Linked DNA regions of Homo sapiens: region 1 is linked to region 2. A link is an interaction called in ENCODE POLR2A ChIA-PET data of the cell type or tissue named here. Cell type or tissue: PC-3. All regions are shown on one strand. Each heading gives the region's core, and the rest is flanking DNA. Links, peaks and the distances in the headings are about the cores only.

What was found. Peaks named below come from ENCODE experiments on the same cell type or tissue, not always from the same donor. Only the 100,000 strongest peaks of a DNase experiment are listed, where the experiment ranks them.
Region 1: POLR2A ChIA-PET joins it to region 2 with 8 read pairs; 1 of 35 experiments calls an interaction of 5 or more read pairs at or near these places.

What each region holds. Positions count from the first base shown.
Region 1 is chr18:27,375,231-27,382,747 of GRCh38, forward strand. LOC105372041 (a long non-coding RNA gene) reads left to right here and starts at 277. Exons shown (of 4, transcript NR_188026.1): 1 at 277-494. In PC-3, for the core only: no CTCF peak of the experiment used is centred there; a DNase peak (open chromatin) is centred at 3,311; H3K27ac peaks cover 2,119 bases.
Region 2 is chr18:27,785,727-27,793,243 of GRCh38, forward strand. It overlaps LOC105372042 (a long non-coding RNA gene), which reads left to right and starts at 680. Exons shown (of 4, transcript XR_935324.3): 1 at 680-1,064; 2 at 3,546-3,787. In PC-3, for the core only: no CTCF peak of the experiment used is centred there; a DNase peak (open chromatin) is centred at 3,855.

The DNA of each region.
Region 1 (7,517 bases), core at 1,223-5,222, 410 kb before region 2:
CATATTGTAATCAAGTGTTTGACTTGAACCCATAGCCATAGAGATTGGAACTATATATAGTTCTATCAACCTCCATTCCAGTGACCATGGTAACATTTTGGGCTGAGAAAATGCCTTTGTTAAAGGTAGCCCCAAAAGAGCCAGCAGTTAGGTTGAAGTGTTCATTGTAGTGAGCCTGTGGCATGAAGGTCCTCCCCAGTAAACATCAGCCTGCAAACAGAATCACTAGTGCTTAGCAACAGTGTCATAGTGCCACTGGAATGGTGGTAGAAGGATCTCTTCACCCCTAGACTACCACGGCAGATTGGAACCCAGGAATCCGCAGAGAAAACATAAGATTTCTATCTAGAAAAAGGGAGCAAAAGAGAAAGGAAGGGAGTGGATAGGGCAGGACTGTGTACTTCAGGGGCCTGCAGTCTCTGCACCAGGACACCAGGAGACCTGACTCAGAGAAGAGACTAGAAACCAACAGAAAGAAACTAAACAGCTGTCTGGTAAGCCAGTGATTAGTAAGAAAGACATCTTCAAAATAAGTTGAGCATTATTTGTTAGTTATCCCTGAAATATAGCCTGGTCAGATACTAAGCTGCAGGGACATACATATCTCTTGGGAATTACCAAAAGGGAGAGAAGCATAGCCAATATCCATTCTTCCACCTTCTCCAGCAATAACTGGGTTTATCACGTCCTGTTCAGCACTGAGACTCTTTCTCTGCAGACACACCAGAAACACTGTGATCCTAGACTCCTGCTGGGGAATCCAAGGCAACTTCTAAAGAAACATCTGATTTACAACTCTTCAGCATGGGATGGCTATACAAATAAGGAGGTCTTCTAGCTGCTCTAGCCTGAGGGAATTGGATTTGGGAAAGAGAAATGACCAGTCAAGGCTTGGCAAGTCCTCTAGACCTGCGCAGGATCAGAGAGTGGATCTTTGGTGGCCTGAGAACATTTGCACCCACTTTAAAGTTGCTTGTGTTATATGCAGGCTAAATCAATACATGAAGAGTAGTACTGAGTTTAAGAAACAAAAGAATAGGCCCATGGGTATAGCTCAGGAAGAAACTTCCTTACCTGAAAGCCTGAATGGGTGAAAGAAAAATGAATGAAGCAGGAACAGAAAGGTGGAATTTGAGGCTTTGTGGCAACAGCTCACAGATATGATTTTGACAGACTCTCAGTTTTCAAACATAAGACTAAAAGAGGGAATAAAAGGCATGAGAGAGATGAAAGGGAAATGAACCAGAGTGCATGCACAGCCTTCTCTCGTTACCTCTACCAAATGAACCAGGAGAGGGGATAATGGAGGGCCTCCATTTAACCATCATGGGCAATGTTAACTTGGGCAGTCAGTGTTTACTGTAAAATATGTAACCAGTAACTGAAGTTGACGTTGACCTTGGCAGAGTTACTTAACTACCCTTTGTCAGTGAGACTCCTCCTTGAAGAAACCTCGCTTTTCCATCCAAAAAACTGCGCTCCTTTGATCCCCCAAATCCTCAGAATTTTGCGAAAAGATATTTTTGCATCTCAAAGGGCTATCTTTAATTAAACACATCAAACATATAAATATTCTAAAAAGGAAGTTACGGTATGGAACAAATTTTGGCAAATAGCTTTGTCACCACCTACTATACTGGTTCTTGACATTAATTCCACATATGTATTATATGCATACATATATGTGTGCATTCTCATTATAGAAAAAATTCTCAATTGTCTGTATATATTTTTAAATGTTAATTTTATAAAGAATTGAAAAGTCACAGCTCAAAGGGCAGGAATTACTTCAAAACAGTCTTTTTAATATGTGGAAAGAATTAGTCATATAAAAGAGTTCATCTCTACTATTATTATGTTGACTTTTTGTAAAAACATGATACTCTTGTAAGTTAGCTATGGAAACTATAACCTGAAGCAAAGTATTTCCTTAAAAGGATCAATTACAGGAAAGAGATCTTCCCATAAATTGTTAATTGACATTTTCTGTCAAATCACCTTTGCAAATGACCCCCAGGAGTATTAAATGTTGTGAAAACATCCTCACATTCAGAATCTGCCAACCTGCAGGTAGGGAGCTTCTTAGGAAAGTGGATAGAAACTAGTTACCAGGAGGTGGAAATACTTAGGTAGACACCCTTGCTGCAGGCTGACCAGGAGCCAGCATTCCACAAAATCAAACTCCAGCTTGAATTCATTGTTTTCAGCTAAGTTGCTGCCTTCAGGTTTTTGTGGTTTAACCCAAGGATTTTCTGAATCAGCCAGCCCCCGGACTGAGTACTTGCTGTGTATGGTGTACTCTTCTAGGTCTTTGGGAAATGAAGTAATATTTCCAACAGCTATAAAAAAATAAACAGGGTCAAGCAGGTACTAGTTAAGAAAGAGAATTTTATTTTTTTTTTCCTTAGGTCTTAAGGAATGTAGAAATTGAGGTTTTTCGTTTGTCATAGTGAAGAAAGATGACTTTTATAATATAGAAGCAGGTTAAGAACTAAGCAGAATGTATCTTAAAGTATTCCCCAAATGAAAATGATTTGTATCTAGTTATACATTCATCTCTGGGTCTCTCCATTTTCTTATCAATAGGCTTTAAATAAAAGTCTTATTTAAATATGTAGCCTCTTTTCAATTTTGCTACAAAAAGATATACTGGATGATAAAGAAGAAATGTCCCCACAGGCCAGGAAAGTGTTAATGGCAGGAAAAATGAGGGGTCCTCAAGGGAAAGGTGTAGTCAGAGGATTAGAGCTGGGGATAGAAGAGTCTATTTCCTCCTTCAGATGGAAAGTCTTTTTCCATGGCCAGCTTTCAAGGTTAGGGTTTGATTTTATTGGTTGTGGCAGTGTTTTCTTTTTTATGTTGATTTTATATAGTGTGAAGAACTGTGCTAGGTTCTTGGAACATAAAACAGATAAGACCTAGGCATTGCCCTAAGGGTGGTCAAGTTATCTTGATTAATTTGACTTTTTTTTATCAAGGAAATTTTGATTTGCAGGGCATTTGTCGCGTCATTGCGTCGAAATATAAAATGACTATTTTAAAATAGCAATAATATTCTTAATCACACCTTACCTAATTTCTACCCCTCTTCCCAATTCTTCTCCTCCTACTCACTGGGCAGTAATGGAGTGGAGCCAAAAGTAGGAAAAGAAGCGCTCATTTTTTAATTTTAAAAGCTTGAAATATAATGGCTAATTGTTGAGGCCATGTAAAACTAGCTGTTTCATTGTAACCACATCTAAATGGCTGCATGAAATTGTTTACAGGGAACTTCCTTGGCCTCCTGACTCACAGGTTTCAGTAGAAACACGAAGCTGTCAGCCAGGTCATCTGGGTTTTCCAGGAGAAATGATTCAGAGCTATGGTTTCCAGCGGGGGAGGTGCAGTACCATTGACTGTTTTTGCAAATACTTAATGTTGAAAAAGTTAATGATTGCATCTGCCTTAAACCTAGAGCAACCTTGGAGAAGAAAGGTTTCACCCACAATTTCTCTTGCTTGATTTGATCAGAATCTCAAATGAGACCAACAACTGATTTGTTGACTTGGTTGATAGTTCCTAAGGGTTACTTTTGGCCAAATAGCTCTGTGCACTTCTGATTTAGAAGCTAAACTAGATTTGATCCTCTTTTAAACTGTCACACCAAGGCATGCAGTTTGACTTGTGTGTTCATGCTTGACCACACACTGAATTGTAATCAACTACTCAGACAGTTCCTTTCAATGTAGTGAGATGTGATATCCCAAACTACTCATCTTCCCAGTGTAGAATTCTCCAAAGTATGTGCTACAGAACATTAGTGACCTGAGCTTTTAGAAGCTATTCTATGAAAGACAAGATTTTTTTGGTTAAATGAGTATGGAAAACCTTGGTCTAAACAATGTGAAATGGATTTATTTACTCCAGGATTTCTCAAAACTTCAAATAGCGAAGTGAGGGAAGTGAATTAGCTCTGAGTCCTAGCTCTACCTCTTTGTAATTTTTACCTTGAGCAAGTTATTTAATCTTTCCAAGGCTTAATATACTTATCTGTAAAATGAGGATACAAATATCTATGTCACAGAATTGGTCAGCGGATTAAATAAAATAAAATACCAAAAGTGATAATTTTTGCCATTTGTTTTCAGGTGTATTTTGTATCACTGTGTTTCTACATCATCATACAATTTAGGTTATGTTTTGGCATACCAAAGTGTAGATTCAGCTTTATTTTTAAAAATTTTATATTTTTTTATTTACTTTTAGAGAAAGGGTCTTGCTCTGTCACCCAGGTTGGCGTGCACTGGCATGATCATAGTTCATGATAACCTCGAACTCTTGAGCTCAAGTGATCCTCTCACCTCAGCCTCCTAAATATCTGGGTCTACAGGCAGGGTCTACAGGCATGTGTCCTCTCACCTCCAGCTATTCAGGAGGCTGGGGTGAGAGGATCACTTGAGCTCAGGAGTTCGAGGTTATAGTGAACTATGATCACGCCAGTGCACGCCAGCCTGGGTGGCAGAGAAAGACCCTTTCTCTAAAAGTAAGTAAGAATAAATAAAATTTTTTAAAAATTCTATTTAAAATCCAGTTCTAATTTTAATTTGCAAACAAAGCAGAGGTATTGCTGAGCATTTAAAATTCTACTTAATCACTCTTCTATTAGATGCCCCATTGGAAATCACACAGCAAATCTCTGGGAATTATCTGACCATTTAATGTCCATTTTTATGTGACCTTAGTATTATCCTATACTAGTCATTGATTTTTCTGTTGGAATTCTATAGACCTTTAAATGGCCTTCCACTAATGATGACAATGTGTTTTAAAATATTGGAAAGGTAAAGCAGTGCTTCCTACATATCATGCGTGCTCTCGCTGAGAAGCTGAATCTCATCAGAGGCCCTGATCTTTGTCTCATATTACACTGAGTTGAGTTGCCCAGATTACTATTCAAGAGCCATCAGGATGTCTGAACTCTGGGTTTCCAGCCATTTACCTTATTTATTGTCACATTATCCATCTTCATCAGGGTACAATAAACATCTCTGCAGTGGGCACTATCTTGAAAATAGTTCAAGTATTGGGTTCAGCCCAAGAAGAACTTGAGTAAATCATACCTTTTCTGCTCTTTAGAATCTTTCCAGCCTATTTCATAAGAGATCCCATTTCAGAGACAGAGAGGACTTTAGATATCCTTCAAATACTACTTTGTAAGCATGCCCTTTGGTAAGAAGAGAGAATTGTGACTACACATAAGAAACCTAGTGATACACTACTGTTCATCTCATAGCGTTCTCTCTCCCCCATGACTGCAAACAATAGGCATTACATTTTCAGTTATTATATGAAGATTCTGAAGAATGGTAGCATGTAAGTCCAATTCATTTTTCGTACATGACTGTATTAGATATGAAACCTAGGTAAGAGCTAAATAAACAGCGTTTGTTGTTTCCTATTTGGCATATATAATATCAAAGATGGGGTGTCTCATCCACCTGTGGGACAAGCAGGTTATAGTCAAGATTTTCAGGGAGGCTGTGGGCTCTGTGTGGCAGGATGATGGTCCCTTCTAAGTACCCAGTTCATGTCAGTCATAGTGTATTGAGGACACCACAAGTGCCTTCTATATGCCAAGCTCTAAAGAGTAGCACAAAGGACCTCTGTCCTCAAAAGTTTATTTTTAATACCAGGACATTCGAATGATGAAAGGCAAAAATAAGGCAACAGATAAACGCATGGTGCATCTGCAAACGCTGCAGGAGGTCAGAGGAGAAGAGATCCCAGTGGGCTGTAGACAAGCAAAATGACTTTCTCGGAAGAAAAAAGTCACTGGAAGCTTTGAACCAGAGTAAGATTGGATTGGCCAAAAAGAGAAGGAAAGGATTCCTGGAAGTAGGAAAGGAGTGGCAAAGAGCAGAGTGTGAAGAACCCAGTAAAACAATTGCTGTGAGTGAAGTGAATTAAGAAAATAGCAAACACTTTGGACAAGTAGCTTAGAGCAAGTTGAAGAAAAATTCTGAATCTATAATTTGGCTTTGATGGGTAGATTATGGGTGATATTCTAGGTTCTAGAAATGACTGTAGGAAAACAGAGCCTCAGGAAAATGGATTGGGTAGTTTTGTGCAGGAAAAGTTGGAAATGAAGAGTAAGGAGAGAGGTCACTGGGATGACCTAAGGGTGAGGTTACTGAAGACTTGGATGAGGGTCAAATGAGGTGGGTGGAGACGAGATAAACAGAGATACATTAAAAAGAATATCTTGCAATGCATGGATGATATCCTGAAATGCTTAGAAAGTGTAGTTAGTCAATGATGTGAAGAAAGTGTTATGTTTGAAATGTATGTGAAATGCTGTAAAAGTTATGGAGTTTAGAATTGTACTTGAGTTTGAATCCAAGCTTGCTTCTTAACAACCAACAGTGATCTCAGGAAAATTATTAAATTATTTATACTTAAATTTTCCCAAATCTAAAAGGAGAACAAAGTTGTTTATGTGAGGATTAAACAAACTAACACATAAAATGCCCAACACTAGTAGGCATTCAAAAAACATTAGGCCTTGTTTCTCTTAGGTAATCCTAAATCATGCCACAGGGAGCTAGAAACAAGAAACTGGAAATCAGGTTGAAGTTCAGTGGCTAGAAGTGAAGTTAACCACCATCTAAAAAGAGGCGGCAGTTTGAATCAGAAGTAAGGTCCACAACTGTGTTGAGGAAATAACTAAATAAGGAAAAGAAGAAAAGGTGCATAAGATTTAGAGAAAACTTAAGATGAGAAAAAAAAGAGAAGCACTACATAAAAAGATGAGCAGTACATAAGTGGTGTCTTTAGTATGTAATCACTCGGTAAAAACTAGCTGTTACTATTGTTGTTGTTATTATTGTTAGAGATGATCAAAGGTGTAAGAATGAACCCTGGCAAGAACAATGTCATGATCATAAACCAGTAAACTAAGAGGTGATCCTCTGTGTCCTAAGGTGCCAAGAGATTAGGATAGGATTGCAAAGCCATTTCATTCAAATGAAAGTAGTTGGTGACCAAAGTATTTGACCTTTGTAATTCTCATCTCTAGTGGAAACTCCATCTTAATTTAGGAACAAGACTATGTGATGCTCACATAACTACCTGAAATATGAATGATGCATGATTGGGTTAACCATCACCAAAAATACCTCTCCAGCTGATACCCAACCTGCCACAGAAAGAACAAAGAATCAGGGTCCTTAAAATAAATGCAACTGGCAAGCTTTTCTAACATAGAGAAAAATAGGAAACTATGAAATATCAAAAAATATAATTCCCTGTGATGATTTTTAATAAAGCCAAATGCCAAATATTGGCTTTCCCTTTTGTTGGAAAATGAATAAACAGTTTTGCAATGACCTGGAGGCTTGGATAGAGAGAATAAATAAGTTATTCACACATGAGGAGTAGACAATTCTCCATCCACTGTTGAGCTTTTCATTTTTTTGTGGAGCAGATGGTCTAAATAAAGCAGCCAAAAATAACAGGTGGGTTTTATTACATTAAGCCAC
Region 2 (7,517 bases), core at 1,959-5,958:
AAAGGTGAGTCTTTCCTCACACTTTCTGGAACATCTGGAGGGAACTTCCTCCTCTCCCCCTGCTCTCCTCTACCCCGCCCAGGAATTATGCAGTGTGGAGGGCCTTCTGGAGGACAGCAGCATGGAATACCACCTCAAAAAGAACACACAGAGAACCATCCCTGCCATCGCTCCCTTCTTCTCGTCTCCTCCCAGTGTCTCCCACCCCAGAGAAGCTTAAGACCCTGAGGAAGGGAGGCGTGGAGGTGACAAAGCAGACCTCCCCGCCACTGCCGACAGCAGGTGAGGATACGTCAGGGCAGGGCTTAGCCCTGCACTGGCTAAGGAAGGCATGACACTTGAGGTCTGAGCCAGATTGATCCAGATTTTAATAACTGAAAGTGAATGTACTGCTGTTCCCAAGCTCAGGGGACAAAAGAGCGAGTCAACAGAACACGGTTTAAAGTGATGATTGAATAAAAATAAAACCTTTTCATGCTCGCACCCCACGGAGTGCAGAACCACTTCACTGAACACTAAAGTATACATCCTAAGAGGAGCTACTGAATAATGCAGTGGCCATGTCTCCGGTAACGAGAGTAGCAGGTGCCAGTGCAGTCCAGCTGGGCTGGCGAGGAACCGGGACAAGTGGGGGATGGGGCAGAAGAGTCAGAGAGGAGAGACAGGAAGTGTGGCCATTGTTCTGAATGTACTACGCCGTTTCTGAAGCAATTGAAGTAGGTGCAGTGACTTCACATTTTAAGAAGCTGTGTGTGCAGAGGACGCACAGGCAGAGAGGAGCACGAGGCAGGAAGGCTGCATCCAACTGAAGTTAACTGGTCCTTTGTTGCTTCTCCAGTCTAAGCTCTGTGGAGGGACGTCAAGGCCAGAATGGGATCCAGAAGGGTGGAGGATGGGGTTGCCTTAGTAGCATGAAGGATTGGTGGGAGGCAAGAAGAGCCGAAAGTTACTTTTTAAATAATTTGGCTCATATTTGAATTTATCTGATTAGTAGAGCAATGTCTGGCATCCCTCCTGCTTGGAAGGCAGACTTCCCTTTTCCAGCCAAATTCAGTAAGTTTCAGGTAAGGAACAGCTGGAACACGTGGCCTAAACGATATCTTCTCTCCGCAGTAAGGAGTATGGGAGTTGGAGGGAAGGTGGGTTCGAATCTCAAATACAGCCCAGCCCCCTTCACTGGAGCAGAGCTGAAAGTGTTTTGAAACTCAAACCCTAATTAGTAATAAGGAAGACACTTTTGTCTGGGACACCCCCTCCCCATTGTGCAAAGATCTCTCTAGGACCTAATATGGTGGAAGGTGATAGGCAACTGTATGAAAATATGGGGATATGGAGTCCTGCCTAAATGTAATTCTTGAAGAAAAAGCGAATAATACAGAGGAACTAAACGTAGAGAATTTGAAGAGGGATGATAGCAGCGAGGTACAAAAGGTAAAGTGGCAAGACTTGCAACCAGGTAGATATCAAGCATGAAAAGAGGCAGAGAAAGCAGTTTCAGAGAAGGAATTAATGGGGAAATGGCGATTGCTTTAATAGAAACAGAGGGGAAGGGAGAAGATTCAGAGATAAGAGAAAAGAGGTGAGTGAGTCCGATTTTAAACATGCTAAAACAAAAGCATCTCCATGACATTCACCAGCACTTGGAAACAGAGGCTGGAGCTCCAGAGGGAGTTTGGCTTCTTGTCTCCACCCATCCCTTCAGGCAGAGGTGAAGATGGCTTCTCGTCTCCACCCACCCCTACAGCAGCAGAGGTGGAAGTTTTCCATGTTCCCGTGCCAGAAAGAGGAACTAAGCCCCAGCTTTAACACACACAGTGGCTACAAGAAACAAACAACACATCTATTTTTCACATTGACTGATCTACCCCAATGGGTTGGCAATGTCTCTGTGTGTTAGAGAGCAAAGACCCAGCATAAGTAAATGCTGAACTAAGAGCTAAGGACTGCAACTGTAGATGCTGTGAAGTTTGTTACATGCAATAATGAAAATGTCAGATGCCACATGGATGAGGAACTTGGTACATAAGAAACACATGTTATTTAACAATCTGCCACTGAGTGAACAAAAAGCAGCTGAAATCAAGCTAGAGGCAGCCAAGAACACACCACTGAAGTCATTACAGAGCAATACTAGGATTGCCACGGGAGCAACAGTGCTGTGATTCTTCCTCTGACAGAAGTCCAGATCAAAGGAGATGGACAAAGCATGCAGAAAAACTGCTAATAAAGGAAAAAAAAAGAAAAAAAGTACTCACTTAAAGCTAGTGAATACAGTACATAGGATGGCAAGACAAAGAAAAAGAAGGGACATCACTCCCCTCGAAGATGTGCTTATCTCTGGGCTTACCTTTGTGATCCTCTTACTTGGTTGGCTATGTCCTTTACATCTTCCACTGACAGGGACAATAACGTCCCAAAACAGTTTCCCAAGTGCCCTCAAGAGCATGAAAAGGCTCCTCTTAGAGAGGGGTGCACCTACTCCATGAGGGACAGAGTTGAGCACGCCAGACTTTAACAGGTGCAGAGGCCAGAGGTCGGAAATCACATGCCTATAACAAAGGAAATGTAGCTTCGAGCAATTATACAAATTAAAACCAGGCAAAGCACATGTGGGCACAGTAGAAAAGAATATGGGCTAATTCAGCAGAAAACGTTTCACAGCAAATGTTACATTGTGGTGATAAATTTAAATATTATGACAGTTTAGCCTTAGTTTTCTTATCTGCAAAATGGGAATAAGACCACCTCTCTTATAGGGCTGTTGTGAGAACTGCAGGGGAAATAAAATTTTGATCAGAAGACCAACTGAGTAAATTGACTCTAATCTTAAAAGAAAACTATGATATGTGAACAGTTGTAAGCTTTTATTTATTCATTTATTTATTTTGGAAATGGAATTTTACTCTTGTTGCCCAGGCAGGAGTGCAATGGTGTGATCTCTGCTCATTGCAACCTCCACCTCCTGGGTTGAAGCAATTCTCCTGCCTCAGCCTCCTGAGTAGCTGGGATTACAGGCATGTGTCACCATGCCTGGCTAATTTTTTTTTGGATTATTACTAGAGACAGGGTTTCACCATGTTGGCCAGGCTGGTCTTGAACTCCTGACCTCATGTGATCCACTCACCTTGGCCTCCCAAAGTGCTGGAATTACAGGCGTGAGCCGCTGGGCCCACTCAATTGTAAGCTTTTTAAGCTCACATTTCATGAGAAGTGATATAGGAGAACAGTTAGGAATGTCTGTGTTAGCATCCTGAGAATGCAACTAGCTATATAATCTGAGCAAGTTAATAGCTCTGTGCCCCATTGTTTTCATATAAAAAATGGATCTAATAGAAATATGTTGGTCTTAGGTCTATTTAGGATTAAATTAGGGAATATGAGTAACATTCTTACAGTGGTAACAGGCATATGCATAGCACATGTTTATTAAATGTTAATTATTATTAATCGGAGAAGTAGCTCTAGGAAGTTTCCTAAAACTTCCTTACCTGAGCTACTAACTCTACATAAAAAAATGCTTTATTATTTTTGTGTTTTTATTCTAGGAATTGTCTGGAATTTTTGTGGAATCATGAGAAAATTTGAACACAAATATCTCCCGTGGACTAACTGAGCAAGAACTCATTTATCACCAAGGGGATGGTGCCAAGCCATTCATGAGGGATCTGCGCCTGTGATCCGAACACCTTCCACTAGGCTCCACTTCCAACACTGGGAATCACATTTCAACATGAGAGTTGGAGTTGACAAATGTCCAAACCATGTCTCCATCCAACCATCTATACAGGTCTTTTTCTTTTTTTAATCTATGATTCAATGTGATAGTGGGGGTGGATGTGGCTTTTGGTGTGCCTGCTCCTGGTAGGTACTATGCAAATACTAGGACATGACCAGGCTAGTATTCAGACAACATGAAGACAAACCAGTTCTTCAGGTGTTAAAATAATTTCACTAGTTATAGTGGCTACCTTAAGCTCCCCAGTGACTCTTCCCCAAACTTCCAGGGATGTTTGTCATCCAGTAGTAGAAAGGTTTATACCTAGTTCAAGGAAATTTTTTCAAAATAGGGTATCATCACAGCTCTTATACAGATATAAACAAATGTCAACAATTTATTTAACTTATTAAATGATGAGATAACTGGAAAAGCTGTCACAAAAACCTCAGTGAGAACCTGAAGACCAGACAAATGTATAAGCCCATCAGGAGGGAATGTTGAAACAAACTTGGCTAAGCAATGCAAAACTGGCTTCCTCCACAGCAGAGAGGGAAGTTAATTGAATTTCTACAGCACAACAATTCTTTGCATGTCTACAGACAAGAATTATTTGCCTTATATCAGTGTTGTACAATTTGCTTCTATAGAGTTAACTATATCTAGTTATCTCTATACAATTATAAAATAACTCAGACAATTAAAAGCACAAACCCTGTAGAATCAGCTAATCCTGAACTGAACGGTGTGCTTCAAACAAGGCACAGTTTTCCACGGATGACACCTGGCAATCTTTTGGCCCAATTAAAAATCTTTCAAATTTTTTGTTACTATCTCCCCAACCTTGATCAAGAATAATGATAAGGAAAATTTCTCGTAAGGCCAGTCTCATTACAATTGGCCTGATCGTTTGCACAGCTGCAGTGAGAGGACTTCTACAGTTTGCTTTGGAAATCTAGAGCTCTGCGGTATTGAATAATCACAAAATTAACCTCTGTTGGGAAGTTTTCGTAAAGAATTTCAGTTTGGGCTTTTCAAAGTGCCTGTTATTTGTTATGCCAAAGCTAGGAAACTAAGCCCAAAAAACTCTCTTGACCTAATTTTACCTGCAGTTCCTACAAATGTGGGCGAATTCCTCTCTTCTCAATGTCCCTGGTCTAGCAGAAGGTAGCTTTTCTCAGTATGTGTCAGGCAGGGCCTCTGTAAGCCAGGTTCCAGGCCAGTCTTTCTGAGAGGCCTTTATGGGCATTGGTTCCATAAGAAAGTCATAAGTAAAATATTCAATTTTATTCTCTTAACAGTGGCTGTCACACCTGATTAATGAGAATTATTCTCAAATATGACATTCCAGGCAAGAACTTAGTTGCATACCTGATTTTTCTAATTATATCATGGTATAAAGGTGGACAGATTCTTATTGAGCCTGTTGAAATAACTATTTTTCCATGAACAATAAGGAGATTGAGTAAGAATTTCTGATTTGGGGTTACGGGAGGCAGGGGAGGAAGGGAGAGGGAAACGGGTTAGTGACAATTAGATATCATTTAAAAATGCTTCATTTTCGTTTCCAATAGCAGCATCTACTAAACTGTTATTGGTTACAGATAGGTTAAGAATAAAAAAGGAGGACTTGCTTGCAGATAAAGAAGAGAGTACATTAAAAGAACACCAACAGTATCCTAAATAAAGATCTATAATAAAAATTTCCTCATCAGTTCATTCGGTCCTATGTAATTAAATTATGTTCCACCAGATCTTGGATTCAAGAAGCCTTATGCCTCTTGGCTAAAAAGAGTTTGAAAATCCTGACTCGGCCCATTGGTAAGCAATGCCATCTTTACACAAGAATTTATTCTTAGATAATTCTTATTGATCTTTGGCAACACAAATGTTGATACAATTCTGCTTATTCAGGTGAGAATCAGAGTAAAGTAAGTAAAGTAAAAGTTATCTGCACTTGACAGAAATGTGAAATAGGTATGGTTATTTATTACTGATAATTTTCAAATATGAAAGATCTTATATTAGTTCAGAACAAAGCAACTGAAATTTGGTTTCTTCTGTGGGATACAAAACAAAATCATATTACCATTCCAAAAAAAGTTTAGACAAAATATCTCTAAGGATAATATTGAGTTTAGACAAAATATTTCTAAGGATAATATTAAGTCCATATACAAATGTTATATCTAATTTATAAATGCATGAATATAATTTTTATAGAGAAAAAACCTGAGATATAATATACAATATTTCCGAGATGTTGCATACATAATATATCAAGACTATACCAGGAATATCAAGTAAAGAAATTCAGTAACTCTGGAGTAGTGACTAGACATGTGTATTTTTATAAAACTCTATGGGTAAGTCTGATGTGCCTCTCTAATTTAGAATCACCGGCCAGACGATGCTAGATTCAAATTATAAAAGTAGGTTTGTTCCAAGTAGGCATTTTAAAAAATAGCTGAAATTGACTGCTAACACTATACTATTTTTGCAGAATATTATCAGGCAAACTACCACCAGAATTCTGATCAATAGGAACATATTTTAGATAATGTGGGCATTGATAGACCTCTAAGAATTTCCCATGAAAACAACACACAATTTCTGAAATATTTATATTAATACGTCTTATGTATTGAAATTTAACCTTGGGAAATCTGAGCATCTCTTCTGCTGTGCCAATTCGTTAAACAAACCTAATTATTTCTAGCATCATTTAATAGAAACTAATCATTAATTTTCCAGAGATCTTCTGGGAAATCTCAAGGATAGTTTTAGGTATAAAAGATACTCTGAAAGTTTTATTTTTTCTTTTCTTAGAATTTGATTTTTTGAAGGCAAAAATCAAAAAGGATGTCAGAGGAAATTTAGACATGTGATTAAGATAGAACCTCCTGTGGGTGCCTGAGAGACAATACATGATTGTTCATTTAATCAAAGAGACAACAAAGCATTTAAAAGTAAACATAAAGGTAACACAACTAAAAAGAACCTTAGCCTTTCATGAAAGAGGAAGATTTGTTCTTCGTTAGATTTTTTTCCCCTAAAGAATCTCAGTAGAAAATCTCTACGTCCCTTTAAGATAGTTTTTATAAAGAAAAAAGTTATAATCATGACTCTCATACAGACATAAAATGAACGGGTGTCAAAGATTTTATTTAACTCATTAATCAATGAATAAAGGAACTGGAAAAGTTGTTACAACCAGTTCAAAGGAGAATTCAAAGGCCAGAAAAATATAGGCCCTTCAGACATGTTGAAATTAATTTACTTAGTAGGTGTAACACTGGCTTCTTCCACAGTAGGTGTGGACGGGGGTGTTGGGGGGAGCTGGGTATTGGCAGGGCAGAATCAGTTGAACATCTACTAGACGATATTTTTCACATGCCTATAGACAATAATTAATTACATTACTATCAGTTTTCTGCAAGCTAATTTCTCTGTCTACAGAGCTATAGGATAGCTCAAGATAATGAAAGGTCTAAACTCCATAAAATCAAATAGTCTAGGAGAAAGTGCTCAATGTCATGTGCTGTTTTTCTATTGAAGACACCTACTAAATTTGGGTTCATTTAGAAGTCTTCCACATTGTCTTCTTATACCCTGACACAGCAGGGAGCCTTCGTAACCCCACTCTATCAGTTTTCCAGGCTTGTTAATATTTACCACTGCTTGTTAAATATGTTTACTATCCCTCCGGCACACAATAGAGAAAAAGACAGTTTCTGTCCTTCATGGGCTCTTAGTACAATGGGAAAGACAGACCAGTAAACAGAGCACAGATAAGCACAAG